2 separate regions of the Homo sapiens genome follow, and region 2 is linked to region 1. The links are chromatin loops, found by intact Hi-C in ENCODE. Cell type or tissue: gastrocnemius medialis. All regions are shown on one strand.

What was found. Peaks named below come from ENCODE experiments on the same cell type or tissue, not always from the same donor. Only the 100,000 strongest peaks of a DNase experiment are listed, where the experiment ranks them.
Region 2: a loop joins it to region 1, with 5 times the contacts of the local background. A loop is called at or near these places in 2 of 110 quality-filtered maps.

Annotation. Positions count from the first base shown.
Region 1 is chr18:55,106,082-55,114,081 of GRCh38, forward strand. It overlaps LINC01929 (long intergenic non-protein coding RNA 1929), which reads right to left. Exons shown (of 3, transcript NR_110743.1): 3 at 1-2,572. Among named protein-coding and RNA genes, the nearest start is that of LINC01929, 14 kb to the right of the region's middle. In gastrocnemius medialis, no CTCF peak of the experiment used is centred here; a DNase peak (open chromatin) is centred at 4,506; H3K27ac peaks cover 2,878 bases.
Region 2 is chr18:55,500,149-55,508,148 of GRCh38, forward strand. All of the region lies in intron 3 of TCF4 (transcription factor 4), which reads right to left. Among named protein-coding and RNA genes, the nearest start is that of MIR4529, 25 kb to the left of the region's middle. In gastrocnemius medialis, no CTCF peak of the experiment used is centred here; no DNase peak of the experiment used is centred here; H3K27ac peaks cover 4,502 bases.

The DNA of each region.
Region 1 (8,000 bases):
TCACACACCTACAGCTTTCATAAAATCTAAGTGAAAACAATCAGTGCAAAAGGTTTGAATTCTGAGTCATATATCAGCATTCTCAACCCAAGCTCCACATCATTTAGTGAAAATGCTGTTATTTCTTCGTAAAACATTACTGTTTTTTTTACCTGCCTCTATTTTTCCATAAGCATTGTTTCTCCCTGCATTTAAGGAAGAATTTGGTATGATGGAAAGCACTTTATTATTCTTTTCGCTAAACAAAATTGGGTTGACTCCACTGTTTACAGTTTGTATGGCTGGGGCAAGGTATCTTACCTGTTTTCTACTGTAAACTGGATACAACCTCAGAGCCTTTCTCTGAGGAATGAGAAGTCAACATGTGTAAAGCGCACGGGATATCATAGTGAATGCTCTATAAATAATTTCTCTCTGGCTTTTTTTTTTTTTTTGGTCTCCTAACATCTATTCAAGCTTTTATTTCATTTTGATTCTCAGTTCTGTTTCTCAAATTTCAGATCAAGGATGCTTTAGAAGTAGAAGTAGCCTATTACAACATTCATCTTATGGGCTCCGGGAAAACACCGGGTGGGGCCAGAAAGCTGAAATGATTTCCCCAAGATGAGACAGAGAGTCTCAGAGCCAACCCATGGTTCCTGATTCTAAGACTAGTGCTCTTGCTATTAAAAAATATTCAACTGTTTCTTTAACTGATTAGCAGAATTTATTTCAAGACTGCTTTGCCTAAAATTATCTATAAGACAGTTACATAAGCCTTTAACTCTAATTTCTTAATACCAATCCAGGATCTTTTCAGTTACTGGAGCTTCACTGTACTGCTATCTTTAGGGTACACGCCAATAAAAAATATTTGTCAGAGGTTATTTACAAGAAGTTCTTTTGCTACTTTGGTAATAAATTATTCTTAGATCCTTAGATCATACGCAGTATGGGCCAACCCTTAGAGCAATTATCACAACCACAAACTCTTCTAAAAACTGACATAGCACCTGCTGAGCAAGACTGCCTTAGGAAATTCCTTATCCATTCTTTGGCTACAATTCCCTACTACATTTTGGCCTCGGCTAATTGGACCAGAGGGTGAACACCTGACCAAAGGCAAACATTCCATTGGCTGGTCAGCATCCTATTAGGAGGCCTGAAATGAAAGCTTTGACCAATAAAAATCAAGATAACAGGTCCAATTAGATTCTATCTCAGAGTGAAAAAGAGTCAAAGTCAACTAGTTTCTAACAAATGCTGTGATCCACACTTCAGATTGGAGTCTGTGAAATATGCACCAACTTCAAGACAATTCCGTGGTAAAACTGGAAAAAATTAGTCATTAAGACATTAGCCAGGATGTTAGTGGTATGAGAGGATATAAACATGCAGCCTTGAAATTAAAATACATAGCCTTTAGGCTTTGACCTAGATATCTCAGCAAAGTGAACAAAGAATAGCATTAAAAGTAAATAAAAGATTGAGGCAGGAGGATAGCTTGAAGTCAGGAGTTTGAGATTGGCCTGTGCAGTACAGCGAGACCTCTTCTCTACATAAAAATGTTAAAATTAGATACAAATATAAGCCCGTAAATAATCTTTGATCTTAAAATTTCTAATTTGGAAAAGTGTCATTTGTATGGTGTTCTATATTATTAATGGTTTCAAACTTTAATCAGAGATATCTTTCCTTTTCAGGCAAAGCACACACCATGAAAGATACTGCTAAAAGTTTTTAATATTGCCAGTAATATTATCAAGGTAATTAAAGGGCTTGTAATAATATTTTGTAATAATATCTGAATATCTTAGTGATTAAACTTGGAAAAGCCAAACTAGATAGAGAATGACACTGAGAAGAGTAGATAGCACAGGGTCCAAGGTCAGGCGTGGTTCAACAATTGTCCATAGAAAGTCTTTGTTTTGATCAGGATATATGAGTTGGAAAATTTCGTGATCGTGGATGAAGTTTTCTTTGTACTTTCATGAAAAACTACCATTTAAAATTTGGCAGATGTTTAAAAATGATGATTTTTTTAAAACTACCATACTAGACAATGTCATTTGTAAATCAATGTGTAATTAAAACATTTTGAAAAGATGCCCATACCAGACCTCCAGATTTTCTCCACATTTGAGTAACTTGGAATTTGATTTTCTTCATAGCCTGTTAGCCATTTTGACTGAAACAGGACCACACCAAAGGCAAAGGCTGGTTGTTTCAGTCCAGAGATGTGCCTCCATAGAAGAATTACTTTGAACAAATCTTAATAGATTTTAGGAAAATATTTTAAAATCAACTGTTGGAGAATTTAACTATTTTCAGATGAACAGTTTATTGCTTGATTGTTTTTCCCTTCTTATTCTTCCATGTGGTTTTATGCAGAAGTGATCTGGTTGTAAAATATGAAGAGATGGCAATAAACTCATTTGGCATTATTTGGATCAAGCAGCTGGTTGACTTAAATCAGTTATATCACTTCTGTCCACCTCCATGCGAAGCACTGGTCCAGACCACCATCTCCCTCACCTGGGTTACTACAGCAGCTCCCAGCTGGTCTCTCTGCTCCTCTTCTCACTTCTCCAATCTATTCTCAATGAAGAAGCACAAATGAAAAAATATTAATTGTATCATGTCACTCGCCTTCATTCATTTAATGAGCCCTAATCACAACTCTTTAGCTTCCTGCCACATTCAGAGTAAAACAATTTCCCATTCTGGCTTTTAGGGCCATCCTTGATCTTGCCCTTGACTCTTTCCAATCTTGACTCCTCTTTCCCTGGGTCACAATCCTCTAGCCCCACTGGGCTCCTCTCATTCCACCCCTGGAGCACACAAGCTTTTCCTCACCTCAAGGCTGTGCACATGTTCTTTGCTCTCTCTACTGATGGTCTCTCCCTTTCCTCTCCTTTTTTTCTCAAAAAGAAACCCCTCTTCTTTTCAGGATAATGTCAACTCTTCAAGTAAGCCTTTAGCACCCAGCTAAAAGATCCCGTCCATCTCAGTCCCTTGCTGGTTATCTTCTCAGCGCATATCACAATTAAGAATGGCTCTATTGCTTTATTCTGTGTTATCCATGGGAGCTGACAAATGTCTGTCCTCTTAACTCATATCTTCCCAGCATCCAGCAGAGTGCCTTGCCCATGGTAGGTATCTAATAGGTATTTTTTGAATTAATAAGTGAATGAACAAATGATATTTCTTTCTGAAATCTTTGTCATCAATCTAATCTGAAGATTGGGGATATTCTAAATACAGTTTAAATAGCCTTATATTTCTTATTCTCAGAAAATGGCCAAGATATACTTCTGGGGCTGAATGGCTAGACCTGTTTTCCTATGGGAGGGTATGGGGATTCTAGCCATGTGAGATAGCCCATATTTTCCATCTTGTGTCATGCCAGCACTCAGCAGTTTTTATCCCAGTCTTAGTATAGCCCTGAAATCATGGGAGAATATGAATACAGTGAAGTTCAGATGGAGGGTGGCTCAGAGTAGGTTCCCTGGACTAGAGTCCAGCAACTAAAATCCAACTAGTCAGGCCAATGGCAAATGGGCAGCTCCTGGGCACCACGCAGGTTGCTACAAAGAACTCAGATTGAGTTTAGGAGCTACTCAGAGGAACCTGGAACACAACACTGCATCAGCCTGGAGAACACTTTCAAATGCTGAGAGCTTTCCTTACTCCAAGGGCATGTTTGTGAGCTATACTATCCAACCCCCAACCCCTCATACTTGGAGAGATGTAAATCTGAATGACACTTAAGCTCTTTCTCTCTCGTGGATATAGACTGAGATCTTCTATGGGCAAATCATTTTCTAAAGAGGTATGTCATTTCATAGTTTCTTCCTAGATTTGAGGGGATGATGCTATCAATTGTCCCTTAGCCTTTAGAAGAGAGTAGCCTAAGTTGAAGAGTTGCTTTTGTCATGCTAACCAACAGCCAAAGCAGCAGGAATTGTGTGATTGAGGGGAACTTCAGGCAGCCCAGGAGGTGCAGGAGTTTATATTCTCTCTCTGTGGCCTACTCAAAGGACTTTCTGATACATACACCTCCAGGGGAGTGGATAGAGTTTATCACATAAACTCCTCTAGGGAGGATTACTTAGGTAAGACTGGAAACTCAGAGGATCTGAGTAGGGCCAAAAGCCAGAAACTGGTACTCTGAATTATAATCCAGATGTCCAGTGGGAAATGCAGCTTGGGAGAGACCTGCACAAAAGTCCTCCAGCATTTTTGTAGTTTTTGGATCGTTTACTTTAACAAGCTCTTCCCCCACTGCACTCCCACCTCTACCTTTGTTTGTTCAACCTTTCCTATATTGACTTTAAATTAAAAATAAATTTTACAAAACATAACACAATAGAGATTCGATGGCTAAGTGATCACACAGCATTTGCCCCAAAGAATGAAACAATTAAAATCCCATCAGTCTTGATAACGTTTTGTACCGTGATGCTAGACTTCCTGTTGCTTTGACCTCTCTCCTTCCGGCATCCTGTCCGGGGACAGAAATGACACCACAAACGTTTCCTGTGCCTGTCCTCTCCACTTCTGACCCCTCACTACATCCTCTCTCCATCTATTTGGAGAGCAATGATTTGGTTCCTTTGGAATTCCTCCCAGTTCATATATTTGATGACACTTGTTGCTAATTTGGGATGCCGACAATGCAGGCAAAAGCCCGGGCTGAGCTCATACCAGCCTTTAGCCTCCTACGCCACTAGCATACTGGCAAATTGGAAATGCAATATTCTTAGCTATTTTTGGTCATAATTTGTTGTGGGATCCCTTCTCACTGCAGTCTTCCTGAGTATCCTGGATATCTGAAATAAATTAATATCTTAAACTCTTTTAGATACTTTTTCTGTGCCCACTCATTTTGAAAACACCTCTTGAAGTATCATAAATCAGTGTCCTGCTGTGCAACTGTGGGAAGGGTCCTCTGGACAGAGGCTGAGGTCAAGGACTCCAAGTCTGGGACCAAGGAGCTACCATCTTGCTATTTGCCCTGGTGCCATAGGAGCCTTCCTTTTCTTCCCCAAGCATCTCATGTCTGTAGAATTAAGATGTCAGCCCATAGCATAACAGCCAATGGCCAGCCATGCTTAATGCTGTGGTCTGCAGAGCATTCAGTACATTGTTGCCAGCCAGAAGATATTAAATACAAGTCATGACCATACTACCATAGAATAATAATTAAAAGAAGATGAGTTCTGTTGCCTTCATGGTACTCTCCTCCCCATAATTTAGCAGCTGATGGGATTGGGAAGCCAGGCCAGGTACAGAAATGGGGCCCCAGGTGCTGTCTGCATACCTTCCCTGCACCAGGAGGCCTTGGTTCTGAGCCCTGTGCTGTCTGCCTGCTGGCCAGCTGCCTGTGGACACCCACAGATGCCCCCCTGCTGCTCCAGACACACCACTGGAATCTATTCCCAAACAGCACATGTTGGGTTCACATTTTCATCCTCTTCCTTCTTAAGATGAAATCTCCCATTTTTTCCTCTACTGAGAGACCCTACTAACTTACTTTATCTGAATCCACACCTGAACATGATCACTTACCTTTCAGAAGCCAAAAATTAATTACTGGCCTTGCCCAAATCTGCATATCCAGAGCCTAGAAATGCTAGAAGTATTTTGCAAAGTGCCTGGCACAGAGAAGGCATTGACTATGTGGCTTACTGAAGGGAGGGAAGAGACAGAGACAGGAGAGGGAGTAGGAAAGAGGGAGTGAGAAACATTCTAAAACCCAGAGACATTCTAATGTTAAGCCTTCCTTGGGTCATTCCAAGCCTTTCAAAGAGACCTACATCTAAGAGAAAACTATGATTTTACCACCTTATGTGGTTATGTGCTTTTATGACTATCAAAGATATGGAGATGCCAGGAAGAACAGATTGACAATAGCAGCAACAAAAGCAGTACCTAAGAGTTATGAGAACTTTTTGGGAGGCACTTTGAAATCTTTGACACGTGTGGACTCATTGAATTTCCAAAACAATGTCATGGATATAGTGAGTAATACTGTTATAGCTATTTGATAGATGAGCAGATGGAATTTAGAGAGATTGAGTAACGTAAAAGTTAGGAAGTTGGAGGGGGTGGTGTTGAATTAGATGTCACATCTACTTAGGGGTTTCTTTAGGTCTTCTCTGAAGGTTCTATGACCCTTCTCCATGGTTCCAAGTTCTCAGAATGTGAAGAAGGCAGGCTCAGTGTCATCTTTTCCTGCTGTCTTAACTTGAATGCTTTATGATTTGATACCCTGAATCCTCTTTGCAACTCTACTTCGGTTGGGATCTCCTGGTGCCCAGCATACCTGTCTCCCTAATCCCACAGCCTCCTGAAACAGCCACGTTCCTTCCCTGTATTGCCTCCTCGTCTTTCAGTGGGGGGTGACAACAATTCAGGCTCTTTCAGTTGGGTGCCATCAAGGCTTTTGTGAGTTGCTGCTATGGAGACAAAGCACAGGTACCGTTTCCATTTGCCACCAATTGCTATTAAAAGACAGGCACGGGATGGGAGCCCAAGATGTTCAGTGAATCAACCTGGAACTTACCCCTTTTTGAAAATTCTAATAGAGGGTAATTCAAGCATGTTTGTTGGTGAGCCATCTGCCTCAGGGACCAAGCACAGGTTAGATAATTAAACTCAACCTGTTCCTGCATGGCTGTCTGACTTACCATTTACCTCATTTCAGACTACTCGCCTCCAAAAACCCACTCTCCAAACTGGTTAACTCATTGTTCCCCCAAAACACCTGTCCTCCCTTCTTATTTTTACTCATGCCATCCCATCCACCTGGAATGCCCTTACTTTACTCTCCCTTTCCAGATCCTTATCATTTTCTTCACAATATGTTCCCCAATCACCTTGCTCACAATGATCAGTCTCTCCCTTGGATTCCAATAGTAACGAATTCTATATAATTTGTCTGGTAATTAATCACATGCTGCCTTACAACATTCTACTCTTACCTTAAACTGTTATTTAAATCTTTAATTTTAACATAACTGTTTCCATATGTTTGTCTTATTTCCTTAATTGGAATATAAGATCTTCAAAGGCAGGAGATATATTATACAATTGTATCCCCTTTAGTACTTGGTATGGGGCTGATTGTTCATCTTTTTTTTTTTTTCCTTTTTTTTGGCAAGTGGACAGCCAAAATTATAAAATTTCAGCCAATTACTTTGGTAATAATAGATCAATAATAGTCAAACATGTATGAATGAGTGGAGAACGTGAGACACTTTCTAACCCAGAGAACTGAGGAATGAGCAGGAACAAGAGGACTTTTAGGAGTCCACTGGCCATATCTCTTTCAGGAAGCTTTCAGTCTGCTTCCTTTCTTCCAAAGGAAGACATATAATTCTAGAAAAATGCCTCCATAATTCTTCGTTTGTCTCTCTTTTTCTCTTCCCCATCCCTTCCACCTTGCAACATGCATACTTTATTTCTTCTCTTTTTCTTTCCTCTTGAGTACTCATAAAGACACGTCCTAATGCTTTTACTGTGGCTGTGACATCTTCCTTTGCTACTCAAGGCCAGGGAGTTTGAACCCTCATTGCACAAAGAAATAATTAAAAAGACCTTAATGAAATTAGTATATGTGGTAGGCAGCCTCTGTGATGACCCTCAAGGACCCCAGACTCCTAATATACACACCTCTGTAGAGTCACATTCCTCGAGTGTGGGCTGGAACCAGTGACATGTTTTTAACAAGTGGAAAATAGCAAATGTGATAGTATGGCACTTTCCAGATAAGGTTCCAAAGAAACTTTGGTTTCTGTCTTGCCTGCCTTCCCCGCCTCCTTTCTCTGAGCCTTCCCTCTAGGGGAAGTTCCTCTAGGGAACAACAACTCATATGTTGTGAACAGCCCTGGGAAGAGACCCATGAGGCAAGGAACTGCCAGTCCAAGGGCCCCGAGGTCAGCTGTGGGAATGAGCTGGGAAGTAGATTCACCCCAGTTGAGTCCTCACGGCCCTGGCCAACACTTCATGGTAGACCC
Region 2 (8,000 bases), 390 kb after region 1:
TCCAGCCTGGGCGACAGAGGGAGACTTTGTCTCCAAAAAAAAAAATCTTCAAATACATTTTGATTGTCATCTGGGGTTAGGACCACCGACCTGGATGAAAGTCAGAAGCTCTTACCCCTAACTCGATTGCCAACAGAATGTTTCATGTTTAGACGAGTAATCTTAGCCTGCAAAGAATTAGGAATAGCAGGGGAAAGGAGTGGAGGAGGGGAGAAGTATTTAAGAAAAAAATAAAGAGAAAAGAAATTTAAGTGTCCTCTAAGCACCCACAAGTCTGCTTCTTAAAGTGCTGATAATGAGCAGTGTGTGCTGAAAAGACCAATGGAACTAAATTCTGAACCAGTTCATTTCGGCACATCCTGTTTATACGACTATTTAATGAGTCATTCAGCCAGGATGATTTTCTGTCTGAATATGTTAATTGCCATTTTTTTCATAGCTCTCTATTAAACAGTACAGATAAAATAGGCATGCTCATGTTTTTAAGCGCTATCAGCCTCTCACCCTCAAGAGAGTGGGCAACAGGAGTAAATAAGGGAAAACTTTCTCTTTTTTCAAAGTGTTTAATTCTTTTAACATATATTGGCATTTGGGACCCCACTTCAATTCAAAAGCATATGTTAGAGTTAGCATTAAAGTGAAAATGAAATGAGGTGGTTCTCCCCCATATGCCACTGGCTTCATTATATCACAAAGAATGAGCTCAAATAACAGGGCAGCAATGTGAACCTTCTTGCTGATAAATTCTCCTACGTTTAGGTCAGTATGGATATTTGGGGAAAGACAAGTGATAAAGAAACAGAAAAATTCTGACTCACTCTGATATTCCTTTATAAATCAATGTATAATGATGATGATTATTACTGAGAACCCTGGAAGATCTAGGAAATGGGTGAAAGGTCTAGTTAATGTTTAATGAGTGATTAAAAGAATTCATTTTTATATTTCATTTATCCCTAGAGGATGCAGAATTTAGAAATGTAAATTCCAAAACAACATCAATGCAAAAAGTGAAGCAATAAACATCAGTGCAAAAAAGCCATATTTTCATGCACATTATCACTTAATAAATCAAGCCACTCTTAGTATTCATTTTAGCATTTATGCAGTTTCCAGTGCCTTAATTTTAAAGAATTTACATTAAACAAATTACATATGATTATACTGCATTCGGAAGGGAAAAAAAAACCACAACCAACCTTAAGGCCATAACAATATATTTTATTTTTAACGGCTTTGTTTACAAATATTAAATGGTCAAATCAATAGTGTTCTCAATGGCTTTTTGACATCTCAAATTTTTCATAAATGAAAATAAAGCAACTGAAAAGATGAAACTCTAGTGGCAAAGGTTTATTGGTCTTTGTACCTCATTAAAAGGACTTTTATAAATCACGTTTGTTCTTTTGAGTAGCAACTAACACGGCTGAAAAGGACAGGTTGGGTTTTAAAAGAGACAGATATGACCTAAAGGGAACACATTTTACTGTAGTGAAATAAACTGAGGAAACAGTTAGCAGATTAAAAACCCCTTGAAAGGAAGCATCATCTTTGGGAGAAAAAAAAAAAACCTTCGCTGAAGAAAACAGCTGGAAACAGGAAGCTTTTGGGCTTTCATCCTGCCTGCTTTGATTCCACCGCATCCCCATATCATGAAAAGGCAAAGAGACTGATTTCAGCTGTGTCTTCTTTCAACAGAAGAGGGAAAAGGCTTTGTGGAGTGTGAGCAACCCCATCCAGAAGACCCCCGCCCACCCTAATCATACAAACACTAACAATGAAGTGGAGAAAGAGAAATGGTGATAGATAAGTAGCAACTCAGAAGTAACATTTTACAGGCTGTAACAATGGAAGGAGAATATTTGTTCTAAATTAATTGTTTCTCTCAGCAATTCTCATATGAATTTGCAATCCCCTAAGTGAAAAACACTAACCAAGGTAGATATACTAACTATGACAGGTTTTCTCTCTCTTTTATGCCTTTCTAACCTGGAATTTCCAGGAATGCATGACGATGAAAAGTTTCTATTTCTGATATCCACCACATTGTTGTGGTCATTTTTCTTCATTACAGAGAAAAGGAGTAGGTGTTACAACCCCTTATGGTCTGAAATCTAAAGTCACTGAATTCTGGTTTTCACTAAATTTAGATATCTAAAGTCACTCTATTTAGAGATCCAAAGACCAATAAACCTTTGCTCACTGCAGTTTCATATGAGAGGTCCTTTTGGTCATCTCATCTAGATTGTTCCTCACTGCTACCTTGAAAATATTTGTATTCTCATGACATTTAAAGGACAATGCAGCATAGTAAAGGAAAACTTGGATGAGAAGCTTACATCATCCTTGGTAACTACATAACAAAGCAGCTCAATAAACAAGATCATACAAATCTAATACACCCAAGTCACAATTTATTCTTCTGTTGCTATTTTGGGATGCCTTTTAAAGTGGGGATTACAAAGCTAGACAATATAGGGGCACATAAGTGTAAAACTCTGACTTTGAAACTGCAACCGATGTCAATATAAAATTACTATTTTATTGAGGTATCTCTCATGCTCTTCACAAAGGAGAACTGATTTTCACACAAGTTAAGGAAAGGAACTTATATTCAAGTTACATACAAGTTAAGGAATTAGCTAATTCATTTTTCTAAAACTATTCTTAATAGACAGGAAAATTTCACAGCATAAGAGGTTTCAAGCAGGATATGTAAAATGAATATTAACTTCATCTTAATCGACGACTTAAAGTAGGTATCCTGAGATATTCAACCTTACAGTGGAATACTTTGATTCCATGGTAACACTTCAATTTCTAAAATATCTACAGTTGACACTTGGTATGTGCCACCTCCTTACCAATGGATATGAATTACTTTTGATTTATCCTTATTCATTCTAAATGTCTCTTTTTGGAACTGCCTTAGTTACTAGTGCAACATTAGTATAACTTTGAGAATCCTCATGCAAGGTTATTTTAACAGGATACACCGCTAAAATAAAAGTGATCCTCACCAACAAAACAAAATAATTTAGTTATTTGTGTCAAACTTTGAAGGTCTATAGAAACAATGCAGTGGATATCAGAAATAAAAACATTCTATCATCATGCATTCCTGAAAATTCGAAGTTAGAAAGCCGAAAATTCGAAGTTAGAAAGCCATAAATTCAGTCTAGATTCTCCATATTTTGGGCATCATCAATTTCATCATCATCATCATCATCATCACTAGCCATCTTCTACACTTATGAACAGAATTTTCACATATTATTTCATTCATTCTCAAAAGCAACCTAAGAGGAAGGCCAAACAGGCATACTCCTCCTCATAGAATAGATGAATAAACTGAGCCCAAGAGGGTAAACAGAGATTCTACTGACAGCATCCAGATCTCTGACAGAAGTCCTTGTGTTATCCACGAATAAGTACCTAACTCTGACTCATAACTTCCAACAATACCTAGAAAAATAACCAGCTCAAGAACCGCAATTTTCAGGTCAAAGTACAGAATTTTTGTTATTCCTAACACATTCTTGGGGAACTCCGTTTCTTTAGGCAATATGGCCCTGTAGACTTAACAACATACAGGAGGGAGCAGAGATTGGCACAGTCAACTTTTCTTTGAAATCTATTCTAATGGCCGGGCACTGTGGCTCATACCTGTAATCCCAGCACTTTGGGAGGCCGAGGTGGACGGATCACTTGAGGCCAGGAATTCGAGACCAGCCTGGCCAACGTGATGAAACTCCATCTCTACTAAAAATATAAAAATTAGCCAGGTGTGGTGGCACATGCCTGTAGTCCCGCTACTGAGGAGGCTGAGGCACAAGAATCGCTTGAACCCAGGAGGCAGAAGTTGCAGTGAGACCGATCCACCTCACTCCAGCCTGGGCAACAGACTCTGTCTCAAAAAACAAACAAAAAAAGGAATCTATTCTAATTGCCCTAATGTACTCCTATCTCTGCTGCTCTCATATGTATTCGTTCTGCAACACTTACTGATCATCTATCAGGTAGCAAGGACATTGTCAACAATATAAGTCTGAATCCATAAATGCTGCTCCCATGAACTCTACAAAAAGATAAGAAACGTATACATGGGAGAAAAGAGAACTCACATCTGTTGAGCATCTATGAAGACTAAACCATTTCCCAGCTCCTTCCTTGAATGCTCACAACAGTTACATGAAGATGAAAACTGAAGAGTGCTAGTTACCAGTAACTTTTGTGGCACTAGGCTCTCCTATGAAAATTAGAAATCCTACTAATATTTGAGTAAAACTAGCTAAACATTTCAATCACTAAAGTTATCACATGCTAATAAGTATAGACACTGTAATTCTTCAATGCTTTAGAGAAAAATATGATTATACCATTAACAATTTAATCTTTTCCTAGTCATTTTAATCTGCCAAGGCTTTGATTTAGAAACAAAATAGAGGAGGCAAATCACTGTATTGCCGAACATTGGTATCAATACCAAAAATAAACTGAGGCACACATACAAAAACTGACAGAGCTATAACATTCTCGCTCATGCATATTCGCTGCCCCTCTCTGCATCTGCCCCATACACAGTGTGCCCACACTGCCTCTAATTTGTGTTGTCTGTTGGCAAAATGGACTGTAGTACCAACTTTAAAAACCAATCGAAGTATTAAAACAAAACAGACAACCTCTCCCATATTTGGCAGAAAAACCGTAATTCAAATGTTCCAAGCCTCCCCCAAGAACAAGCAATTATAAGGTGCAGAAAGGCAATGGCTTTAAAACAACATGCTAATCCTAATATTAGTACCTTGAAAAAAGGAAAACTGCCAAGATGCTGGAATAGTGCCCAGTTATCCGTCTTACCTACAGCAATAAAACTGTCCTATAAATGTGAACAAGACAGTTAGGATACATTTTGGGGTTAGGTTATTGGCATTTTTTTCCACCTCACCATTCCCTAGGAGAATAAGCCTGACCTATGGAAGCAAAACACAGCAGATGGTAACTCAGCCCAGTACCAAGAGTACTTAGTCAATCCAAATAATTCACACAAAACTGAAGCAAGATGTTCAATGATTTATGGCGCTAATTTCACAAGAAAATTATGGAATCCTTCTCTTCAATAGAGCCACCTTTTTATTGTCATATGCTGGATAGCTAACTAAAGTGTCTAAAAAGCAATATATTATTATATTACTATCAACAATACATAATAATGACATAATCATTAATAACATAATAATTATTATAGCTAACACTTATGCTGGGTACTCATGTAAGTAATTTACAAGAAATAACTTATTTAGTCCTCAGTATGATTCTATGAAATAACTACCGCCACTGTACAGATAAGAAAACTGAGAAAAAATAGCAACCGGGCCGGGCGCGGTGGCTCACGCCTGTAATCCCAGCACTTTGGAAGGCCGAGGCGGGCGGATCACGAGGTCAGGAGATCGAGACCATCCCGGCTAAAACGGTGAAACCCCGTCTCTACTAAAAATACAAAAAATTAGCCGGGCGTAGTGGCGGGCGCCTGTAGTCCCAGCTACTTGGGGGGCTGAGGCAGGAGAATGGCGTGAACCCGGGAGGCGGAGCTTGCAGTGAGCCGAGATCCCGCCACTGCACTCCAGCCTGGGCCACAGAGCGAGACTCCGTCTCAAAAAAAAAAAAAAAAAAAAGCAACCAGAACAAATAACTATGACATGGAGAACCAACCTTCAAATCTGGGAAACATACACCCAGTCCATGTGCCTAACTAATCCAACAGTATAGGAGTGGGTTTAATCTAAAGATTACTGCAAAAATGAAAAATAAAATGTATTTGCAGGAAATAACACTAGACCTGGATTCAGCTGACCTGACTTGTTCACTGTGAAACCTCAACAGAGACACCTCTTTGAGAAATGGTTTCTTCATCTCTGAAATGGAGTGAATTCAAAGCTGGAAAGCTTGTGCTTCCAGTTTTAAAGATCAGATTCTAAGGATAAAGCCTAAATCTGAGTTTTGCTTAAAGACCAGAACACTTTTTATCATTGTTCTAGATCAAGAAATACTGATGACCTGCAGTGGAAATCAAACAGCAGCAGTTTCTCTCTGGTTCAATGATCCTCATCCCACGTGATTCTATCATAAAACTGTACTTCCTCTCTTTGCAGAGAGGATTAGGCTACTTACTAATAAGTGTAACTCCAATAAACCTAGGAGGACCTGAGGCTGCTACTTCCCAGTTCCCAAGTCAAGTCAGGCTTTTGATAATATATTTTATTTATACACACACATATATTCAGATGGAATCATCCAATCAGCTTCCTGATTCTAAAACTGCATTTTCTTTCTACAAAATGAACCCAAATGTCCAAAGGAAAACCATCAGCTAGGATAATACACACACATTAAAATGTCCACATGCAACACACACACACACACATATACATACCCCACACACAAAAATATTTCCACAAGCAAGCATGCATTCATTTATTTAAACATAATCACAGTACTCACTCTAAGAGAGGGATAGGTTTTAAGATCTCCAGCAGATGCCTGAAACCTCAGATAGCACAAAATTCTATATACGCTATGATTTTTCCTATGCATATATACCTATGATAAAGTTAGTTCATAAATCAGGCACAGTGAGAGACTGACAACAATAACTAAGAGTAACATAGAACAATTATAATATACTGCAACCTCAGCATATGATCTTTCTTTTTTTTTTCTTTTTTTTTTTTTGAGATGGAGGCTTGCTCTGTCACTGAGGCTGGAGTGCAGTGGCACAATCTTGGCTCACTGCAACCTCCGCCTCTCAGACTCAAGCAATTCTCCTGCCTCAGCCTCCCAAGTAGCTGGGATTACAGGCGTCCACCACCACGTCTGGCTAATTTTTGTATTTTTAGTAGAGATGGGGTTTCACCATGTTGGCCAGGCTGGTCTCGATCTCTTGACCTCAGGTGATCCGCCCGCCTTGGCCTCCCAAAGTGCTGGGATTACAGGCATGAGCCACCAGGCCTGGCCTTTTCTTAAGTGGGGAACTTTGCCCTTGTAACTTATAGGATGCACTTCATGGCTTTCTTTTGGCATATCTGAATTGCCAGATTCACTACTTTTGTGCTTTGGGGCCATAGTTAAGTCAAAAAAGGGTGACTAGAACCTGAGCACTGCCATAGTAACAGTCAATCTGAAAACCTAGAGGTGACTTATAGGCAGGGAGTGTCTGGAGTGTGAATCTGCTGGACAAAGTAAGGATTCATGTCCCGGATGAGATGGCAAAGGACAGTGCAGATTTCATCAAATGGCGAGCAATTTAGAACTTAGGAGTTATTTCTGGAATTTTCCATTTAATATTTTTGGACCACAGCTGATGGACAGTAACTAAAACTAGAGAAAATGAAACTACAGATAAGGGGGGCGGGGGGACTACTGTATTCTAATTATCTTTTTTGCCTACCTAGGGGTTCCATATTTTGATGCAGTTTAGTTGGATATCAGGCAACTACACATGGGTAGACAAAGAAATGAACACCTTTGCACCTGAACAGCAACAGCTAAGGGGACACACACAGAGGGAACCACTGAATTCTAACCTTGGCTGAAACTTAATTGGGTGTGGATTGGGGAGAAGATTTCTGGGTGTATTGTGTGTGCTGGGAGTAATCTATCAAGTATTGATTGGGTTCAAGTGTTGGTGCTGAGGAGTTACCCTCAGCTTCTCCATTCCCCTAAAAATTCTCTAGGCTGAAATAGCCTTTCTAGGCATTCACTCAAGTAAGGTGGAGAAACTGACCCATGTAACCGGGAAATGACTACAACCAGGAGGAGACACTGAGGCTAATGTGTTGCCTATAAAGTCTCATCCTCAAGTTGATGCTATCCAAGAACAAATAACAGAACCAGTGCGGGACAGGGAGGCTTCCTGACCAGAGGACCAGCAGCAGTGGAAAAAGGCAGCCGGGGAAATGTACCCCCAACACACACAATATACCCCAAAACTTTCTCCCACC